Linked DNA regions of Mus musculus: region 2 is linked to region 1. A link is a loop called in an ENCODE intact Hi-C map of the cell type or tissue named here. Cell type or tissue: left cerebral cortex. All regions are shown on one strand. Each heading gives the region's core, and the rest is flanking DNA. Links, peaks and the distances in the headings are about the cores only. Region 1 overlaps Gm10635 (predicted gene 10635). Region 2 has its middle 180 kb from the start of Gm39377.

What was found. A loop is a pair of places that touch in the nucleus more often than their neighbours do. Peaks named below come from ENCODE experiments on the same cell type or tissue, not always from the same donor. Only the 100,000 strongest peaks of a DNase experiment are listed, where the experiment ranks them.
Region 2: it touches region 1 in a loop (3-fold over the local background); 2 of 42 quality-filtered maps call a loop at or near these places.

The regions. Positions count from the first base shown.
Region 1 is chr9:79,448,824-79,459,838 of GRCm38, reverse strand. It overlaps Gm10635 (predicted gene 10635), which reads left to right. Exons shown (of 3, transcript NR_045336.1): 2 at 9,155-9,308. Among named protein-coding and RNA genes, the nearest start is that of Gm39377, 63 kb to the right of the region's middle. In left cerebral cortex, for the core only: no CTCF peak of the experiment used is centred there; a DNase peak (open chromatin) is centred at 5,730.
Region 2 is chr9:79,210,229-79,221,243 of GRCm38, reverse strand. No RefSeq gene overlaps it. Among named protein-coding and RNA genes, the nearest start is that of Gm39377, 180 kb to the left of the region's middle. In left cerebral cortex, for the core only: no CTCF peak of the experiment used is centred there; DNase peaks (open chromatin) are centred at 5,109 and 5,549; H3K27ac peaks cover 211 bases.

The sequences.
Region 1 (11,015 bases), core at 1,936-9,935:
TATCTCCAATGGCTCTCAGGATGTACTTACTAAATAGGTAATCAGTTAATTCTATTTAGTTTTAAATTTTTCATTGCATGTATTCATTGCACATAGTGCTGTGCTACATAAAGACATCTTTATATAAGCATACACTGTACATTGAGTATACCTGCCCATATGTTCCTCACCTTCTATTCCTCATGGTCATATGTTAGATATATTTTTAGTATTTGAAGACTCTCCAACTGATTTCTGCTGTGGCAGGACTAGTTTACACCCCCACCAGCAATGTACAAGGGCACCTTTGTTCCCGTCCTCACTGAAATTTGTTCTCTTTTCCATTCTCAATGACTGCCATTCTGACTAGGGTAAGGTGGAATGTTAATGCATTTTGAGTTTACATTTCCAATAGTGAGGTTGAATTTTTTTCATTTGTTTTAACCACTTGTGTTGCATCTTTTGAGAGCCATCTGTTCTTTTCCTCAGTCCATTTGATTCTATTATTTGAATTCTTGATTGCTTTTTTCAGTTTTTACATGTTCTAGATACTAATCCTCACTTAGACTTATAGTTCACAGATTCCTCTATAACAGAATGTGGTCCTGGTGGCCCAACAATGGCTGTCTCAAAGGTCTAGAATCTGGTTGTTGTTCAGTCTGCAGGGACGGATGATTCCACACTCCCAGTCTGATGCCAGAGTCCTGGAAACTCCTGGAGAGATGCTATAATCTACACTGGAATCCAGAAGATGCTAGATTTAATCCTGGCCATAGTAACAGGATAGACAAACTTGCCAGTAAGAGAAAGGGCAAGCAGGCACAAAACAAAGTTTCTTTCTACCATGTCCTTTTATAAGGGGTGCCCCAGAAGGTGTGCCCCAGATTTAAGGTAGGTCTTCTAGCTTCAAATAGACTCTATGAGTAGCTCTTCCAAGACTGCCTGACAGCTTGGTTTTAGTTGATGCCAAATGCAGTCAAGTTGACAACCGAAATTCGTCATCACTAAAGGTCTTTTCACATCAAACAATGTAAGCAAGATAATCTCTCACAGACATTTCTAAGGCTAATGTTAATGTAGATAGCCCCTCACAGGAACGTCCAGAGGTTTGTCTCAGGTTATTCTAGAGTCTCCCAGGTTGGAGATCAGCACTAAGCACCACATAATCTTTGGAGCCATTTACGCATTCTTAGAACTGGGGCATCAGTTTCTGAGTTTATTCTTTCACTTTGTTATTTTGGTCAAAGATGCTAGAAGCAACTGTAGCATTGTTACAATCTGTAGTTCTCTGAAAATGTTCAAAAACATTTGATAGAGAATCCCCAAATTCCTAGCACCTCATTAATAGTGACTGAGGATTCTCAAATGCATTTATTTTGTAGTTATCTGAACAATTGACATGGTGGATCATTAGCACTGTCCAGATTACCAAGTGTTTTGACTAATACAGTCCTATATAAGCCATATAAGCATTTTAGATGGGACCGGCCGGCGTTAGTAATACTGTAAATTGCCTTGGTTGGTGCAAAGGGATGTCAGGAGGATGGGAGAAGGTAAGGCTCGTTAAGCAATCTGAGAAATGTCACAATAAGTCCTCTTGGGATGGTTTTTGTGTGTTATCTAGTATCAAAGAGTTTCTTCAAGATCTGTTTTCTGTTATATAATTCTTACATTCTTTTTGCGTGATGCTGGGAACACTGTGAGCTTTAATCTTTATAATATCTGTTCCTTTTTTTAGCCAGTTCTCAGTCACGTAGAAGGACAACATTGTGAACCAATTGTAATGCATCATGAGGGTGAGGTTTTTTTTTCCAGAAAATTGACAGGGAAAGTGTTCTGAGCTACCATAGCATGCTAGACCACAGCTTGTTTCTTTTGTGGGGGTAAAGCAAGCCTGCAGCAGATGCTTAAGAACACACTGTGTGTATGTGGGGCCTGGGTTGCCAGCTGGTGGTCTTTTTGACTACATCAGTGTTCCTAGGATGGGCTCTGAGGCTCCTTGAACAAAGGGTTCTAGAGGGAAAAACAATCTTGGAAGTACTGGATGCTCAGTCCTTTTTTTGAAAGTCTAAAATTCATGTAGCACCTTAAGCCACAAGAGTCGCAATTATAAAAAGGAAATTGAACACAGCTAACTGGATAAAACAGCTTGCAGTGGAAAGTTTTCTTGAGTTGCTTTCAACACCAGTGAGATGATATTACTGTTTCCCAATTTCAAGGTAGCACAGCAGGCTTTGTTGGAGACAGCTGAACAAGAGGACAGGGGATTTTTGTGAGATGACAAGACCTCACAACAGGGTTTCAGGACTACAGGTGGGTGAATAAATAATTGGAACCCTTCACATTATTTTACTGAAACTCACCAGACAGATGAGGCATGCACTAGGCTGAAACTCGAACTAAGTGTATCTTGTTTCACATTAAAAGAGAGCAGTATGGCTCACATTTAAAACCATGATTTCTTTTTTTGTATCTTCTAAGGTATCTCTTGTCTAGCTATGCCATTTAACATCTCTGCAAACTTGCAAGATTATTTTAGTCCTTGTATCCTCCAATTTCTATTTTGTAAAATAACTTAATTATCCCTAAATCTCAGCACTTCAGTAAGGACAAAAAGCTTTATTTTTAGTGTGCTACATATGTTGTTCACTATTCACAGAATTGCTGGCATGTAGTATGTCTTATTCTCAGTGCTATGTGAGCTGTGTGATAGTTTTCACAAGTGAGCACTTTTGCGTATCCACACATAACTGCAACATACACTGACATACATGTGAGCTTCGTGTTTTGTACAATAACTATCATGGATACCACTGAGTGAATGTCCATCAGTTTCAGGTGATTTGCTAAATCTTTTAATGGAATATTGAATATTCAATGATTCATGAGAAGTTCACACTGTTAGTATGTGTCAGTTGGTTTTTGACAACTTGACAAAAATCTAGACATATCTGGAAGAGGGCATCTTAATTTTAAAAAATGCCTCAGTGAGAAACATTTGACCTGTAGGCAAGTCTGTGGCCTGTTGTCTTGCTTATGACTGACATAGATGGCCTAGTTCATTGTAAGTGCCGTCCCCTTACAGGTCCTGAATGACATAAAAAGGCAGGCTGAGGAGGCCACGAGAAGCAAGCCAGTAAGAGACACTCCCCCGTGGCCTTTGCTTCAGTTCTTGCCTCTTGGTTTCTTCCTTGAGTTACTGCCCAATTTCCCTAGGTGATGGACTACAAGCTGTAATATTAAACAAACTCTTTTCTATTCAAGTTGATTTGGGGCATGGTGTTTTATTGCAGCAATTGAAACTCTAAGACAGTGTTTTCATTTGATGGGGGACAGAACTGAGTTGCAGAAAGTTTAAGTCACTTACGAGTTTGAACAACTGACTCATTACTAAGTCAGTCTGGAAGCTAGCACAGTGTTCCTCTTTCTCTTCCTCAACCAAGATAAATGATCATTTTATTCTTTTTTTTTCCTTTCGAGACATGTTCTCACTGGATATCTCTGGCTGCCCTGAAACTCTCTATGTAGACCAGACTGGTCTCAAGATCCACCTGCCTCTGCTTCCCAAGTGCTAGGATTAAAGGAGTGTGCCTTGACAGCTGGTTTTGTTCTGAATTTTAAATAGATGGTAATATAAATGAAGTCTAAGAATACTTTTTTACATAACAATGTGAAAATCAGTTTTAAAATAAAAACCATATATAATTATGAAATGTAATTGTACTATGATATACTGTAAGCTGTTGTCCACAATTCTCTGTAAGTGCAGTCAGTGTTTTCTTTTTAAAGAATGATTAAACTACAATGTGTTGAGTTTTTACAATTACCATTTATAACTGTATAATATTTCATTAAGAAGACATGATTCACTCAATCCTTTTTCTATGGTCAGAATTCCATTGTTTTCTAACCTTATGCCAGTTCTTTATGTATAATCTAGGAATGCTAATCAAGGTCCATTCCTTCTGGGAGTAAATAAATCCAAACAAATTGATGTCATTGAAACTGTTGATTTTGAGCTCATTCGTAGCCTCCTCCAGCCTTGAGCAGGTTGGCTCAGACCTGTTCAGCCATTGTGAATGAGACTGGGCAGAGGTGGCGCACGCCTTTAATCCCAGCATTTGGGAGGCAGAGGTAGGCGGATTTCTGAGTTCGAGGCTAGCCTGGTCTACAAAGTGAGTTCCAGGACAGCCAGGGCTACACAGAGAAACCCTGTCTGGAAAAAAGAAAAAAAAAAAGGAAAGAAAAGAAAAGAAAAGAAAAGAAAAGAAAAGAAAAGAAAAGAAAAGAAACCACCTAGGGTGGAGTCTTCTGACCTAGATAGGTCTATTGTTCTACTACCTTTGCACTCTTCTCCAAGACTCTGCTACCTGCGGAGAGGCTGTCTGTCTTCCTGAGACATTCCTGAATAAGCAACAGCCTGGAGACCAAGTGCTGACAGCCCAGCAACAAAGCATCAAGAGCCTGGTGTGGCCTTTCCCCTTTATAAGCTCAGACTCTTAAGTAAACTCTGGGGCCTTGATCAATATCTTGTCTTGGTTTTGTTATTTCTCTCCCTTTCTTTTCTCCATTCAGTCCCAGTTTCCCCTTCAGGAACCCAGTTCCAGTGGCCCCGGGCGGCTACACTCATTGTTTTTTAGTCAACTGTGTTTTAGGTTACAGATACAATTGGTTTTTTTTTTTTTTTTTTTTGAAAAGCTGCTTAGTAGATTTTGAAGTTTTACATCCTGGCTGGTGTTGCCTATGTGGCCTGCTCACACAAGCATCCCCATAGATCACTTATCACTACACACATTCAAGAGACTTGGGAGGGACCAACCAAACAAGATGAAAATACTGCAGAGATGCAGTGGAGACCAGCCACACACTTCCAAAGACTAGAGAGGAGATAAATGTGGTTCCTATTAGCATTGCCTCTCGAACTAAGCTGAGCAGTGTCAGACGTTCTTATTACAATGAACTTTCATGACTAATTGTGTGTTTTCTGTTGCCTTTCCCTTCTGTTTGTCCTTTCAAGTCATAATAATTAATTAAAAAATACCCATCTTCTATTTCATTCAAAAGATGACAATTATTCCCCTGGAATTTGTGGATCCAGAAATATATATATGTATATGTACATATATTCTTCTAATTACCATCATTAATCAGGTTTGTGTAGTCACTGGAGTTTTTCTGAGGTTATTCAGAAATAGCATGGAAGCCTGAATAGCATGGAAGCAGTTCATTTTGATATCTAGCTTTTGGCCACAGAACAGGACAGAGTTGGGTTCAGAAGGACAGTTATCTATCTTGGAGTAGTACTTATTTTAGGAATAAGAGCTTATGAGGTATATGGATTTCTCCCAGTTTTTTCTTCCAGAGTGAGGCGTGCCTTCGTTTTGGAGTTGGAATACAACCCAGCCCCGCAGAGCTGTGCAGGAGGATACGCTTCACCTTTGCACACTGCACTGAAAGATTAATTTTTATATTTCTTTTTTGAGGGCCCACTTTGCTCTTTCGCACCAACTTTATATATCTTTCTTATGTGGAAAAGAATAAGCAGCAACTCCTCCAACCCTCTTTCAAAAGGACCAAGTTATGGAACGCATTTTCTCAAACCTTTGGCTTCATGACATATTTACATTAGGAACCCACTGTTTTCCTTGAGCCTTTGAGTCTTTATTTTAAGACCCATATTGTTCTAAAGCGGTGAGTTTTCTGCAGAAGGATGGAAATTTACAGAATGTGTTATGGACAGGGTGCGGGTGGAGGAAAGCATATGTTTTCACACTTGAAGTTGTTAGGGGAAAATGGTATTTGGGCCCAAATTGGCATTAGAAGGCAGGAAAGTCTTGGTTAGCTAAAAAAAAAAAAAAGAAAAAGAAAAAAGAAACATGCCTGTTGAGCCACAGAGATGGAGCTCTTTAGAGCAATGCTCATTTTACTATACTTTACACTTTTAAGAGAACTTACAGGAAAATATAGGGAAGGAAAGGGTTTTAAGATCCTTGTTGGATTTCCATAGATGTTTTTCATCTTGAGTTGTGGTGCAATGTTGAGTTCTGATGCATAAACTACAGCTAGAATACATGCTCAAAATTATCAGGTACTTTTCTCTAGCATCCTCTATTACCCAAAACGAATTTACAGCAAATACTTATTTGTGTGGCTGGCCCACATCACCCCATCTTGCATTTTTTGTGTCAATTTTATTATCATTTTTTTCATCATACAGACCTGAAATACCTATGTCAAGATTTATTATTTTTGCTTCACATTCAATAAGTCATGAAGTCCTGTTGCTTTTTCTGCAACTGTATCCTGTCTTTCTCCTGAGCCTACCCTCACTGGCTTTCCTTCTAATGCACCGCTCCAGGGCAGCACATTTAAGAACTAGTTTCAAGTTCAATTTATACACCCTGGGCTTAAACTGCAGCTCTGTCATTTACCAGGTAGTGCAAATAAAATAGGGTTGGTATAATAATCACCTTATAAAATTGGCATAACTAGGAAAGATATTATACATAAAATGTAATACTTGGTAAAAAGTCGGGCCCTGCATGTGAAGTTTAGGATTATTAACCAGTTTTCTTGTTGCTGATCCTCTTCTCCAGGTACAAGGCCATAACCTCGTAGTAACTAAACCACCTCTATCAAGATCTCTCCAGCTACGGGACTCCTGATGCACATGCCTACTTTAAAGTTTGGTTCTAAGTTACCCAGTTAGCAATTGCTTCCTCTGTGTGTGCCCAAGTTCCCGAGCCACCAGAGTTTTCCTTCTCCTCCTGTCCCCATCCCTCTTTCTCCTGCTTCCTCTTGTTCTTTTTCTTTTTGCTACTTTCCTGTCTTCCTCAAATTTCTCCCCCTTCCTTCTTTTTAAGTTAAAAATATTCATACATTACTTTTAATTATATTCTTTCCTTTCCCCAAATCCTGCCACCTTGCTACTCACACAATTTCATGTTGTCTCTCCCAAAAGGAGCAGAAACGACAACACAAAACCACACTAAAAAAACAAACTAAAGACAAACCAAAGTAACCTCTCCCCCCCAAAAAACACTACAAGACAAAAATATCAAAAGAAAACAATCAAAATGATGCGCGCGCGCACGCGCACGCACACACACACACACACACACACACACACACGCAGACACACATGCACATAGACATACACACACACACACACAACCAAGCCCACAGAGTCTGTGTATGCTGATGAAGTACTTCTGGGCATAGGGAGTGAGGCTGATACATCCAGTGACACTCTATTATAAAAGTGTGATTTTCCATGTCGTACTGTCTGTATCCTATTCAGTAAGTCCTCGGCTCTGATGATATGTTCAGTCCTAGTCCCTCCTTTCTTTCCTCTCACATTGAGGCTATCTGCTCTTATACTGAAGTCCTTGATCAGTTTGGAGTTGAGTTTTGTGTAGAATGATATAGGTCTGTTTTCACTCTTTTATATGCAACCACCCAGCTTGCCTAGCAGAATTTGCTGAAGATGCTGTCTTTTTACTACTATGTATTTTTGGCTTCTTTCTGTCAAAACCCCAGATATCCAGAGTTATGTGGATTTGTGTCTGGGTTTTCAATTCTATCCCATTGGTCAACATGCCTACTCTTATGTCATGGCATGTTGTTTTTTATTATGCCAGCTCTATAGTGCAGCTTGAAACCAGGGATGATTTCCCTCAGCAGTTCATTTATTTTCAGGAATGTTTTCTATCTTGATATCTTTATGGCATCTTTTATGGTGTCATGCCTTTCCTTTATGTTCTTTTTGTTTGCTTGTTTGTTCATATGTTTTTAAAATTTTCAGTTGCTAATTTGTCTAAGATCCTCAACTTTATTTTCTGCTTGATTCAGTCTCTTGGTAAACCTTTCCTTTGAGTTTTCTCGTTGAATTGCTGGGCTTTTAAAGCACCAGCTGAATCCTCTTCAGTGTTTATATCTCTTTATTCAACTCCATTTCGAGGTCCTGGCTTGTCTTCACCATTTCAATCAGTTTATGGTTTTTTTGTTTGTTTGTTTGTTTTTGTTGGTGGTGTTTGTTTTGTTTGTTTCTTTTTTATTTGTTTTGCATCATTTAGACATTTATTCTCCTCCAGTTCTTTCTTCAAAATCTCATTAAGCTGTTTCTTTGTATCTTCTCTAAACTCACTGTGTTCTTTGGTGATTTCTTTTGTGATTGTTCTTTTAAATTCTGCATCCTAGAATTTATCACAAAGTGCTCATTGCAGGTATTTCTACAGGACTGGTGGATACAGAGGATAAATAGCTTGATCTTTCATTTGTTTGTATTTTTTTATGATGAAATGGCAGGTGGGCATCTTTTGTTAGTTATGTAATTAATATGGACATAGTAGTTCAGAGCAGAAGAAAAGATGTGCAGGTGTCTTGGGCCTAGAGTTGAGAATGGCTTAAGTGGAATGAAGTCAGGAGATCACAGGAGACAGAGCCGATAGTATTTTGGTCCAAGCCTAGGTTGGGGGTAGATCTATGTTGGGCAGCCTTTGTGAAAGAAAGGATAAGGCAGACTCACTGGGCTAGACCCTGGTAAAGGTTGTACAGTATCTGGCTGAGTGGAGAAGTTGAATATAGTGTGTGAGGGTCTTGTGATTTGGAGACAGGCAGGGCAGATCCTGGCAGAAGCCTAGAAGTTGGCTGTGGTGCAGACAGTGGTGACAAGTTATGACTGGGACATATATCACATCAGGGTTAAATCTATTAGGTTGAGTGTAGTATGTGGAAGGAAGGATCAGGTAGACTCACCTGGCTAGATCCTGGAAAAGACAGAGTGCTTTTTTTTTTTTTTAAAGGACAAACTAAATTCAGCTTAGCAAAGTAAGTGAATTGTGTTTTTGTAAATTTGGAGAAAGCCTAAAACATAGACTTGAGAAGTAGATTGGCAGACTCTATTAGGTCAGGAAAATTCAAAGACTTCCAGGCTTATGCCTGAGGAGTCTTCTAAATGTCTTTTATATATGAAGTCTAACCTCAAAATGGTATAGCCACATCAGCTCCAGCTGTATTCCTGACAGGGCCCTTCAATAGGACTTTCAGCTTGGTAGAACATGTTTTCATTGAAGAAGTGCCATAGGAAAGCTCTGTGTTCACCTACTTTCCTATCTAAGGCTCTGTAATCAATAAATAGATTGGAAAAGTGACTGCATGCTTTTCTTCCTTAAAGGGTTCACAATATTGTGTGGATAGCAGACACTGACAAATAAATGAAAAAGGAGTTGGGCTGGGAGCACATTCTGGAAATCTAGAAGATAACATCCTTATCTGAAACTCACACTGACATTTGCACGAGAGAGACGCTTTGTGGCAGCTGATGACAAGTGAGTAGGCAATCAAAATAGTGCTTTCAGGTAAGAGAAACAACAATAAAGCCTGGTGCAAATTGGGAATAGATTAATAATGGGAGTAATAATGATAAAACAAAATAGACACAGGTACCAGATGGGTCTGGGGAGGTAATATGGAACAGTGTCATGGAGTCTCTTGCCATTCTTTAGTGTGGATTTACTTTGTAGGCTATAGATGTCATTCAACCAGTGTATGATTTAACCAGAGCAGAGGGGAAAATGAATCTACAAAAATCTCAGGAAGAGGTAGGTGACAAATTAGAGCTCTTTTCTAAAGCAACAGTCAAAAATGAATGGGTGAATTTGAGAGACATGATGTATTTCAAAATTGAGAGAGATGTATGGTGTTCCATGTTTTGCTATCATTTGTCTTGACTCAGAATATTTGGGAAAAGAAATAAATTAGGAAGAGAAATAAAATTTATTTTGTTGAAAATATGTCTGCTTTACCGACATGATACCCAAGAAAGAAGTGGTATTGGTTATATAGCAGCAATATAATATGTGAAAGAGCTTTACATTAAAAAATAACTCCCGAACAAGGCTCAGATGTCATCTAAATACTCACAATAAAGATAACAGGTGACCCATAGATGTTCCCCTTCCACCCCTGAGACCTTCATCGACAAAGAGCTTTGTCTCAAGTACATTTATTACAGAAGCCCACAGGTAGACTCAGCCAGGCTTTATGCTTTCAAAGAGGCATAAAACCAGACTCTGCCCCTCAAGGGCTCCCAGTCTGGAGAATATGGTTGCATGTAAACAAAGAATCTAAATTTCCAAATTACAAAGGGTCAGTTGGTGTTTATTTATGTCATAGATTGCGTTTCATAGAAGACACTGTTGCCGAAGACAGATTTCTTTATTAAGAAAGAAAGTCACAGGAAGCTGGGGGAGAAAGGGTAACATGAAGGCAAAGCCCTTCACAGCAGAGGAAGGAAAGCTCACAAGGCCTCAACCGTACCCAAAGCATCCCAAGCAACTCAGGGAAACTGGGAGTGGGAGGAATGGTGCTTCTCAGAGAGGAGCACACCAATCGTCTGTCCAGTGCCACACTATCAGCTCAAAAAAATACATACAAGTAATATTATATGGATTCGACAGGTTATATTTAGGAATATATATGTATATGCAAATGCATATATGCATATAATGACAATGAAAAAAAAAAAAAAGAAGCCATGAATTTGAAGCCGAGCAGGGAGGGATCTTTGGGAGGATTGGGAGGGAGGACAGAGAAGAGGAACATGTTGTAATTCAATTCCAGTCTCAAAGGTAAACAACAACAGCAGAAAAGTAGAGGAACAAAAGAGAAAACTACCATCTCACGCATCTGCAGAATTCTATGCCTGCATCCTGCATAGTTTAGCAATGCTGGCTAGGACATCAGACCACAGAAGAAATGGCTGAAAGTGATATGGTTTGGACTTAGTTTTCATGTTTACCTGTCTAAAGCTTTCATTTTTAAGCAATAATGAGCTCAACTAAGCCAATATCAGCATAACAACACTGTGGGATAACTGATTCTCGTTCTGTTAGAGGCTGCTCTGGTGCTATAAGGTGCTTATTACTAGTCTTGATTTTTACTCACTAGATGTGAGCACAACGCCTCCAGAAGATGTCAAATACATTCCATGGGGCAAATATCTATGTTGAAAACTACAGGCTTGGTGCTTCAAA
Region 2 (11,015 bases), core at 1,381-9,380, 240 kb after region 1:
CAAGAACTACGTGTCACAGTCTATGGTAGGTGTTGAGATACATGTTTGGGATCTGTAAATAAACAGGCAGTTATAATAAATGTGAACTAGTCCTGCTTACTACACATGAAGAGACTTCTAGTAGGCATCTAGCAAAAATGTTCTCCCTTGGCAAGAGGATTCATCAAAGGAAAAGGTCCTAGAACCCCTTCTTTATACCACTTTAGATCCTACTTTAGTTGGCTATTTGATGGCAATTGTTCTCAGTAATGGGAGGAAGCTGGAGGATGAAGCTCAATGTGCTGATAATGAATCAGAAGAATGGAAAGTGAAACAAAGTATACCTAAATGGACAGGTTATTCCTCTAAAGAGAAAATGTCAACAAATAAACACAGGTCCCATTAACAGACAACCAGACATGATAATAAAATATACAATGAAAAGAAAAAATAACAAGCCAAAGGGACTATGGAGCACAGGGAGAAGAAGGTAGCTTGAGTTTGAGCCTTTGAGAACATCCCTGATAACAGTACTGGAAAGCTCTAGAACCTCATGGGCAAGCATTTCGTTTTAAAGAACTGTTAATGGGGTTTTTCTATTTATTCATATTCCAACAAATTTTGTCTGGAAGATGTATGCCATGGATGATCATTGTAAGGGCATCTATTCACGCCTTCTTGGAAAAAGATAGACACTTCCACTGAATCTGTGACTGAAGAGCTTCTAGAAGAGTAACTAGTGGTCAAGCACAGGCCAAGTGAAAACTGGGGATGTGTTCAAGGAACAGAGATTAGCATCTAGAACTATTCATAGTGAAGAGAAGGATGAGGAACTTCAGGTAACTGGTATTTTAGGAAAGGGAAAATATGAGGGAAGAAGTCCAAAGATTCTATATTACCTATCAGTTCAAATTCCTCCAAGATTTCCTCTTTTCAGTAGGAGCCAAAATCCTTCATGTGCCCCTAAGGCTTGTGGTCTGCACCACGTAACAGTTCTGGCGTTGCCACTTGGTCTTCTTCCCTCAGTGTCTCTGCTGCAGGAACAGGGACTTCATTTCTGTTCTTCATGGATCCTTAGCCTGATGTTGCTTTTCATGGCCTGTTCCATTGAAGCAGAACAATTCCATTCTTTCACAAATAGCATGAATTTCTGCATCTTGTTTTCTTCAGATTTCTGTTGACATATCACCTTCTCAGTGATCTCAGCATGATTATATAAGACAGCAAACTCAAACTACCTCCTTCCTGTGGTTCAAAGATCCGTTAGTCTGGACATTATTCTTTTCTTTCATATGTCACTGGGTGTTTTGTACTATGGTTAGGCTACACTCACCCCCGTGAGGCTCTACAGACCTGACTCTGTCTACTCAGCTTTGTCTATAAATTATCCCCTTGTGCATTGGATTGGGCCATGCACATGTTCTTCATCTCCACAAACAAAATCCATTCGCAAGTAACTGGCGAGGGAGGGTAGGCCAGGCAAATGAATTATTCAAGGTCTTAAAACTTCTGGCCTTTTTTTTTTCCCTAACAGATACTTATTTTCACAACTCATTGTTCCTCTGGGAATTCCTTAGGGGGAAAGAACTGAAAGGGGATGACTCTATGTGAAGAAGTGAATGTGAGTACAAATGCAGTGTTACAGAGTGTGAAGCTTTGGAACTGGAAGAGGCAACTTGAATATTTGCCAGCACTGCTATTTTAACAAATTAACACTATTTGCTTTTTCATTTATAAAGAGTAGATTAATTGTTCCTAAGCATCATGAAGTTATGAGGATTAATTAAAATAACAAAACTAATAGCCTAATGCAGTAGCTTCATAGTACATGCTGACAAGCAGACATGGGTCTCTTTCCTGCCCTAATCGACTACCAAAGGGCAGGTAACTTACCAATCACCCTACCAAATGATTTCACACTGACCTTCCAGGCTTATCATTCCTCATTCCTGGTCAAGCGTTCTTCTTTTTTTTTTTTTTTCCCATTTTTTATTAGGTATTTAACTCATTTACATTTCCAATGCTATACCAAAAGTCCCCCATATCCACCCACCCCCACTCCCCTGCCCACCCACTCCCCCTTTTTGGCCCTGGAATTCCCCTGTACTGGGGCATATAAAGTTTGCAAGTCCAATGGGCCTCTCTTTCCAGTGATGGCCGACTAGGCCATCTTTTGATATATATGCAGCTAGAGTCAAGAGCTCCGGGGTACTGGTTAGCTCATAATGTTGTTCCACCTATAGGGTTGCAGATCCCTTTAGCTCCTTGGCTACTTTCTCTAGCTCCTCCATTGGGAGCCCTATGATCCATCCATTAGCTGACTGTGAGCATCCACTTCTGTGTTTGCTGGGCCCCGGCATAGTCTCACAAGAGACAGCTACATCTGCGTCCTTTCAATAAAATCTTGCTAGTGTATGCAATGGTGTCAGCGTTTGGATGCTGATTATGGGGTGGATCCCTGGCTATGGCAGTCTCTACATGGTCCATCCTTTCATCTCAGCTCCAAACTCCGTCTCTGTAACTCCTTCCATGGGTGTTTTGTTCCCAAATCTAAGGAGGGGCATAGTGTCCACACTTCAGTCTTCATTCTCCTTGAGTTTCTTCTAACTATACATGAATCAAAGCAGCCAATGGTAACGTCGATTTCTGTGCTGAGTGATGGATCACAGCTGAGGAGAAGGCCAGAGTGTTGGGAATCCATTTAAACCAGGTTAAGAACAGATATCTATAGCTTGTTTTTGCTTAGTTTCTTTTTTTTTTAATCCTTTTCTCTAGTGCTTGATTATTTTTGTGTTTACTTGTTTATCATGGCCTAAAAGCAACTGGTGTGTGTGTGTGTGTGTGTGTGTGTGTGTGTGTGTGTGTGTGTGTGGTCTGTGATTGAGTGAATTCAATATTCCCTAAGTATGTAGTAGGCCATGCCATCCAGCATCATGTGTGTGTATTCTATGATGACCATATAGCACACACAAAATCACCTAATGATGCATTTATCAGAAGATGCCCATTACTAAATGATTCATGATCTATCACTAAATCACTAAATATGATGATACATATACTACATGGTTTCCAGCTGCTGAGATTAAAGAGAAGCTAGCCAATGCAGTTTCAAGAGGAGGATTTCTGCCATGATCTCTGTGTTGGCTTGTTTTATGTCAGGTTGAAACAAGCTGAAGTCATAGGATAGGTGGGAACCTCAGTGGAGAAAATGCTTTCATAATATCTGGTAGGCAGGCCTGTAGGGCATTTTCTTAATTAATGATGGCTTGGGGAGGGCTCAGCTCCATTGTGGGTGTTGCCATTCCTGAGTTGGAGGTCCTGGGTTCTATGAGAAAGCTAACTTAGCAAGCCATGAGGAGTAAACCAATAGACAACAATCCTCTCTGACCTCTGCATCAGTCTCTGACTCCAGGTTCCTGCTTGAATTTCTGCCTTGGCATTTCTCGATTTACTTTTGTCGTAGGGTTTCTATTGCTATGAACCAAAGCAACCTGAGGGTGGGGGAGGATTTATTTGGCTTACGCTGCCACCGTAGTTTTCATCAACCAGGGAAATCAGAACAGGAAGATCTAAAGAATAGCTCCCATGAAGGAATTTTCTCAACTGAGTCTCTTTCCTCCAAGATGACTTTAGCTTGTGTCAGGTTGACATAAAAACATATAACACACCTGTGAATTAGAATATGAAAGCCAAAGAAACCCTTTCCTCCCCAAGGCTCTCTTGCTCATGGTGTTTCACCACAAAAATAATAACCTTAACCAAGACATTCTGTCATTCCCACATTTTTCACTAAGAAACCTGTCAAAGCAATTGAGATTTTAAATCTAGCTTTCAACCCACAGTGTTTTTCAATGAGGTAGATATATGTGTTCTAAGATTAATTGTTATCTTCTATTAATTCTCCTATTTAGTCCTCATGGTAAACAATGCCTATAGGCATGGTAAGCCAGAGGACTCTCAGGATGATGCTGGTGTATTGCAACATACTATTTCTATAATAAGCTTTCTTTTAAGTTACTAGGAATCTCTTTTCAAACAAGAATATTATACTATAGAAACATATAAACTTGTAAAATTCAACTATTACCAAGTACTTGCAAAATTGCACTGCTGCACTTTTTCTATGATTGACAGTAATATACAGATATATAAATAGATATAGATATTATATTTATATAATGACAGCAGTTTAAAAAGTGATGAGTGGCTATGATGGCTTTAGGCAATAGAGATTTTCAGTTCTATTTTTATGTTATAAGACTACAACCCTATAGCCATCTGTCATTGACGGGCACAATGCTATTCAACACCTTCACTTCTCTTCCATCTGTCTGTGTGAGTAGATTAGATTGATACTGGGTCCTTCAGACCCTAGATTTCTTATGTATGGGACACTTTTCCAAAGCAGCTACATTCTATTAATATAACTGAGTGCCCTTCAAGCAATGACCATTCCATGTAAGGCAAGGAAGTCAATAAATGACGCTACCCCTTCTTCCCAACTCCACTCTTTAGAGTTCAATGCAATGTGACCTTCAGTGCTGCTGATGTGGAACTCATTCTGTGGTTTGTGCGCTTTCTTTCAAGCAGAAAACCTGAATCAAGTTACAACCCACATATGCAGATGGAGTTAGAGAGGAAAATGCTCTAACACAGTAAGAGGACCTTACATAGAACATTTTTTCCCTATCAAAGACTGAAACTTACAAGTAGAAACTCACATGCTGTCTTTCAATGGACCAAGCAGTCAAAATCAAGGTCTCCTTGGCCTGCTCTAAAACAGAGAACCCATTGTAACAAGACAGACCCAGATCAAGGTCAGGACCTAAGTTTCTACTTGTAATTCATTTTCTTCAAGTCTCTATATCACTTTCTTCTTCTGTTCCACACAGTTTGTTACCAGAAGACTCACACAAGACTATGACAAAGAGTAGCCAGTGTTCCACATTTTCTTTGACCCTGACACAGTTGATTTGCCTTTCTCTATCTCCTTTTATTTTTTCTTTTTCTCATTTTCGTCCCCTTAGCTCAAATAAAAGCATTTCCTCTCAAACAGTGTCTCTGCTACTGTTGTGGTTAGTCTCCCGTCTTGCTTTGGAATGTATTTTGAAATGCCAGACAGGATGACTCAGAGAGGACTGGGGGGAAAGTCTGCAAAGCTCTTGCTCTCACACAGTGTGTGAAATAGAATACTATGAAGAAGATCTCATTTTGCCAAAGTAACCAGAATAATGTGCCCATAATATTTTCCACGATCAAACACAATACCATAAGGACATGTAAATGATGAATATGAGCACAAATGTGTCCACAATGGCTTCATTTGTTCAAGGAATAAGGATGTGGGGTGCCAAAGTTTGGCTAGAAGTTCTGCATATTTAGACACTGGGTGGGTGGGTGGGGGAGAAGGAGTGAACTTGCTGTAAGGAACGAAACAAAATGAGGAAAGATGTACTTAAGAGGCCTGTGCTTTTCATTAGTAAAAATAGGCTCTTGAGTTCTGTCAATATAATTCTGAACATATCATTGAGTATTTGAGCTCATGCCATTCTTTCCACTCCAGCCTAGAAACTCAGTAGTTTCAGAAACCCCTTGATCTCAGCCTCTCCTTTTCATGCTTCAGGAGCAACAGTTCCAGCCAGGGTGGAGCAGGGGCAGGGAAAGACAAATGTGCTTAGGGTGGAGGGATGAGTGAGGACAGATGAAAAGATGAAAAACCAGATTTCATACACAAACCTTGTTTATGCAGTTCTTCTCAATGGGCAGATAAAAAATTAGTTCTTTTACAACTAGCTTGGGGATAACTCTTATTTAATAACTTATTTATGGAATATTTAATTAATATGTTTATATTTTTATATTTTAATGTCAAAATTCCACAATTTAATTTCCTTGTCTAATTACTACTAAGGTTATTTTGGGGGATAAGAACAGAGTATGTTTGTATTATGGGTCATATACCTCAACTGCCATGATGAATGAAGCTTTTTCAGTGTCACTTTCTTATTGAGGAGCTTAAGTATCCTGTGTAAGCTGAAATAATGTTCTTAACTCACAGAATGTGAAGACTTTAAAGTTACGTCCTTTAGAGGAGCAGAAGGTCTACAGGATATCCTGGTGTCTTCCCAGGGATGTGTGGGGAACTGTTCATCATGGTCAGAGGACCAACAATCCCTGGAATAACAGGAAGAAGGACAAGTTAACAACTGTATTATATCCTACATTAGGATGGAGCCCTTGGTTTAATAGTCAACAAAATTAGAAATTTGGAGTGTATGTCTTTTCAATGATTTTTCCTTCAAAATTCCACTGTTTAGTGATAGTGATGTGACATGCCCTTGCTTTCTCTGCTCTTTTGCACTGAGAATGAAGTCATCAAATGTTTGAAACTTACTTTGTTGGGTGAAATGGCCTGTTGATTAATTGATTTGTGAAATTCTATCAAATCCTTCATGGTGAGACTTGGTATATATAAACACCAAAACCAAACAAACAAAAACAAAAACCTGCCTACTTTGTCAGAAGTCTTTTTCTTGACTAGAAGTGAGAAATTGTTTAATTAGGTATTTGCTTAATGAGTCCTAGTAGAATTAGGAAATTACTTGAAGGATGCCCATGACATCCCTGTTTCAAGAGAGAAAAAACATCATGGCTACAGGGGAATATCTTGTCACTGGATCATTTGTGGCCAGTAGTTTGACAAACTCCACTCACTAATTAATAAGCAAGTATTATAATACTCAAACACAGGCTTTTACAAATTTTCAAAATAAACGATGCCAGGCAGTTCTGAGTTTTTGGATAAAATCTAGACTTCAGCAGAAGTGCAATGTATCAAGCTATATATTAAGTTCAACTATACATCCAGGTAGCTACAACCCTTAACTTGTGTTTTGGTACCCTTTCCAATAGCTTGAGATCAGAAGAGTTGCCTGGAAGAGGAAAACAATGGACTTACTGGGAAATATGTGAATTGAATAGGAATCCCGTGGACTAGAACTGAGGCTAAATTCTGGCTCACTGTCTTTATGAGTATAAATATTTAAATTTCCATCCCTCTTGTCACTCATATAATTAATGAGAATAACAACTTTTCATAGGACTGTGATAGACGCAGCATGGATATTGTCTGTGGTGGACCTTGACAGATAACGAACTGTATGTAACTCTGAAATCTGGCTGTATGATGATGAATCGAAGTCTGAAGGAGGATTCACCAACTTTTCCTATAAAGGACAAAACTATAAATATTTTAAATTTATCAGATCACTTTATTTCTGCAGTAACTACATAGCTTTACTTTTATAAGAAGGATGTAACCATAAATAATGTGAATGAAAGTGAGCACTTATGCATGATAATTTGTCGAACCCTAGTGCAAAGCATCATGCCATTTTTGTAAAAAAATTAATATAATAAAATTACACATTTAACAGTATTTTAATTAATTATATGCAGAGTTACAAGTTGATATTAAATTGGCCTCCAGGAGTAGTTTCATAAACGATCAGTTTAGTTGGCAAACTGCCACTTCAAGATTGCTTTTACTAAGAAGTTATTCTTCGTGTTAATGACATTCACCACTCTACTGTTTAGTCTGATGAGCACAGTGGATGACTAAGTAGAACTAGAATCGGCCAATGCTCAAAGCGCCCTTGACAAACATCAGGGAAGTCTGGGTTCAGAAGATCAGTTTACACTCATTTCACAACAAGCTGAAAACCCAGTGGCAAAGGTCACACAAACTTTCCAGTTCAGTGACTCTGAGGATTCAAAACCTTTCCGGCTGCTTATCATTTGTCAGGGTCTGCCTCGGTTGGCAGGATTACATCTGCTATTTCACCATACACCATGTTTTAGTACATTGATGTAGTTTTATGCAATATTTAACTTTTTAAATGTTCATTTAATCTTCATTTTTGTGAGGAGCTTTTGTGTCAGCTAGTGTTATGATGTCATCAGACCAATGCTGCTCAAATTATGGAGAAACAAAAGCTCTGTCAAAAAAAAAGTTACATATAAACACAAATCATAGCTAGCTAGCTGATTCAACAAATCAAATAAAGTGTAAAAGGTAATGACTAGCAAGCCATTGCCTAGGAAGGTGAATGTAGATAATAACAATGTACTGTATGTTATTAAAAGTTGGAAAAAAAGAATAGTGAATATTTTAATTAGGGTCAATATTGCTGTGATAGAACACCATGAACAAAGCATTTCGGGAAAGAAAGGGTTTATTTGACTTATACTTCCATATCATTGTTCATCATTGAAAGAAGTCAGGACAGGAACTAAACAGAGGAGGAACTTGGAAGCAGGAGCTTATGCAGAGGGTGGGATGTTTATGTTCATGCTCTTCATGGCTTGCTCAACCTGCTTTCTTATATCTGCCCAGGGATGGCACCAAAATGGCCAGGACTCTCTCCTATCAGTCACTAATTAAGCCTTACAGGCTTGCCTACAATTGAGGATCCCTTGTCTCAGATGACTTTAACTCGTGTCAATCTGTCATAAAAATAGCTAGCACATGGGGGGTTTTCATCACATACAAAAATAATAGCTAGGGGCTGGAGAAGTAGCTAAGCAGGGAAAACTGCATATCTTGAAGAGGGTCAGAATTCAGTTCCAAGCACCCACGTCAGGAGGTTAAAGTTCAGCTCCAGGATATCTCTTCTGTACTCCCAGGCCACCAGCACTAACACATGCCAAAACCAACATACATGCACACATAATTAAAATACATATATAAACAAAAGAATGAAACTATAAATGTCTAAGGAAATGGTCATATTTAAACATGCATTGAACCATTGTGTTACTTCATTATATTTGTAATTTACTCTATGTGTCAATTAAAATAAATCTGATTTAAATTAAAACCAATACATGCATTCAGATATGGAAAATTAGATAAATATGAAAAAGGACAGTAAGTATAAGCCAGATGATAGGGAGATGGCTGAATGGATAAAATGCTTGTCTCACTAGTACCAGGACCAAATTTTGGACTCCCAAACCTATGTAAATGCTAGGAAGTGTATCAGCCATGTGTAATCCAAGCATATAAGAAGTGGAGACAGAGGATCCTTAGAACAACCCAGCTAGAAAGACTAGCCAGAATTTGCAAGCTTTGAGCCAGTGATAGATCTTTTTTCATTAAGTTAAGTTTACAGGGTTCCACGTCATACTTTCACATGTGCGAACACACACACATGCACACAAACATCATTTACATGCAAAAAACAAACACAAAACTAAACAATATGCATATTTATTATAACCTGCGTAAGAGCTTTATGAAGTTGGGGCAGGAATCAGACTGCTAAATTGAGCATCCTTTTCAGGAGATACTTTGTTCTTCTTCGAAGTGCAATTCATTTGGGGCAAACATTGATGAGTCTTCTTGAGAAAATTATTTTCAGACCATCACAATAATAAATAGTCCCTGGTAGGTTCATCTATTGTTTTTAAACCATATGTATGTATATGAGTATATACTTTTTCTCATTATTATTAGTTCTTTGAGAATCTCATACATTATAATTTGACTATATTCTCCCTGTACTTCGGTGGGTAAACTGCTTGGCACATAAGCAGGAGAACTTGAGTTCAGATCTCTAGCACTCACATAAATCGTTGGGTGTGGTGGTGGACATTTGAAACCACTGCACAGCTAGACAGACAGAAGGATCCTCAGAGTTTCTGGTGAGCGTTCCTAGCTCCAATGGGAAGTTTCAGGCTCAGTAAAAATATACTGTCTCAAAGAGTGGAATAGAAAGCAATGGTGGAAGAAATCCTAAAGTTGATCTCTGGTCTCCACAAGCACATGTACTGGTATGTACTCCCCTGTGCACATGTGTAACACACACACATACCACACACACACACACACACACACACACACACACACACACACACACACACACACCACACACATTAGCATCATCTTTAGATTAAAATTTTTGATACACAATAGAATTTAGTATTCCTAATGCAGATGAGGACTTTCTGCTTTTAGCATTTAGACACACCTGGAGATAAACAATGAACATAGTCAAATAGGATTTGAGGTTTAGCCTTTCATCCCTGTCAACTAGATAACATGACAATTATTTTTATATGATAGATATAAAATATAAACTGCTAGCAAAATGAGGCTACTCACTGACCAGATATGATCTTGTGAAAATGCATATATGGAAAGATAATGCAATCCAGTGAGAACAACTGATATCTAGAATGAAGAATAAATATTCATAAGTTCCACATTGAAAAAGCAAATATCAAAACTGTCCTTTGCTTTATATTTCCACTGACTTTCTTTTGAAGTCAAGAACTGTGTGGAACATCCTAGGGTGAAGCTACTTCCTGCTATATCATCTAATCTGGCACTCTATATCTTATGAATAAAGAATGGGATATTTTCCTGAGGTCAGGTAAGTCCATGGTTATATGTGAGTCTGAAATGTACATGTATTCAGGGATAAATGAATGTGTTGAATACCCTAACACTTGTGCTGTTGTTAAATTTGATTGGAGTTGTGTTGTAGAAATCTATCCTGCATACAGAATTTTGTAAGTTGAAATAGGAAACACTTGCTACATAAAGCATACATAATTTTAAAAATAAATTTACTGCAAACCCAAAGAAGGTGAGGACTAAAAAACCACCCTTAATAGTTGATGTCTGGGAGTAGGAGTGGGTGGGTTGGTGAGCAGGGGGAGTGGGCAGGGGACAGGGGGTTTTCGATGGGAAACTAGGAAAGGGGATAACATTTGAAATGTAAATAAAGATCTAATTAATTAAATGGAAATAAAAAATCTAATTAAAGAAAAAATAGTTGATGTCTTTCATGGGAACAACTCAGTGGAGTGGTGGATAGAGAGCACTGAGTCTATCAGATTCAAGAGAAAAAAAATGAACCAGGGCAAAAGTTCATTACCTTCTGGAAAGTTGGAGAACAAAGAAGTAGGGCTATTAAAATAGGGATCTTGGGGATAAGGAAACATTTTCTTCTAAGACTTGAAATATT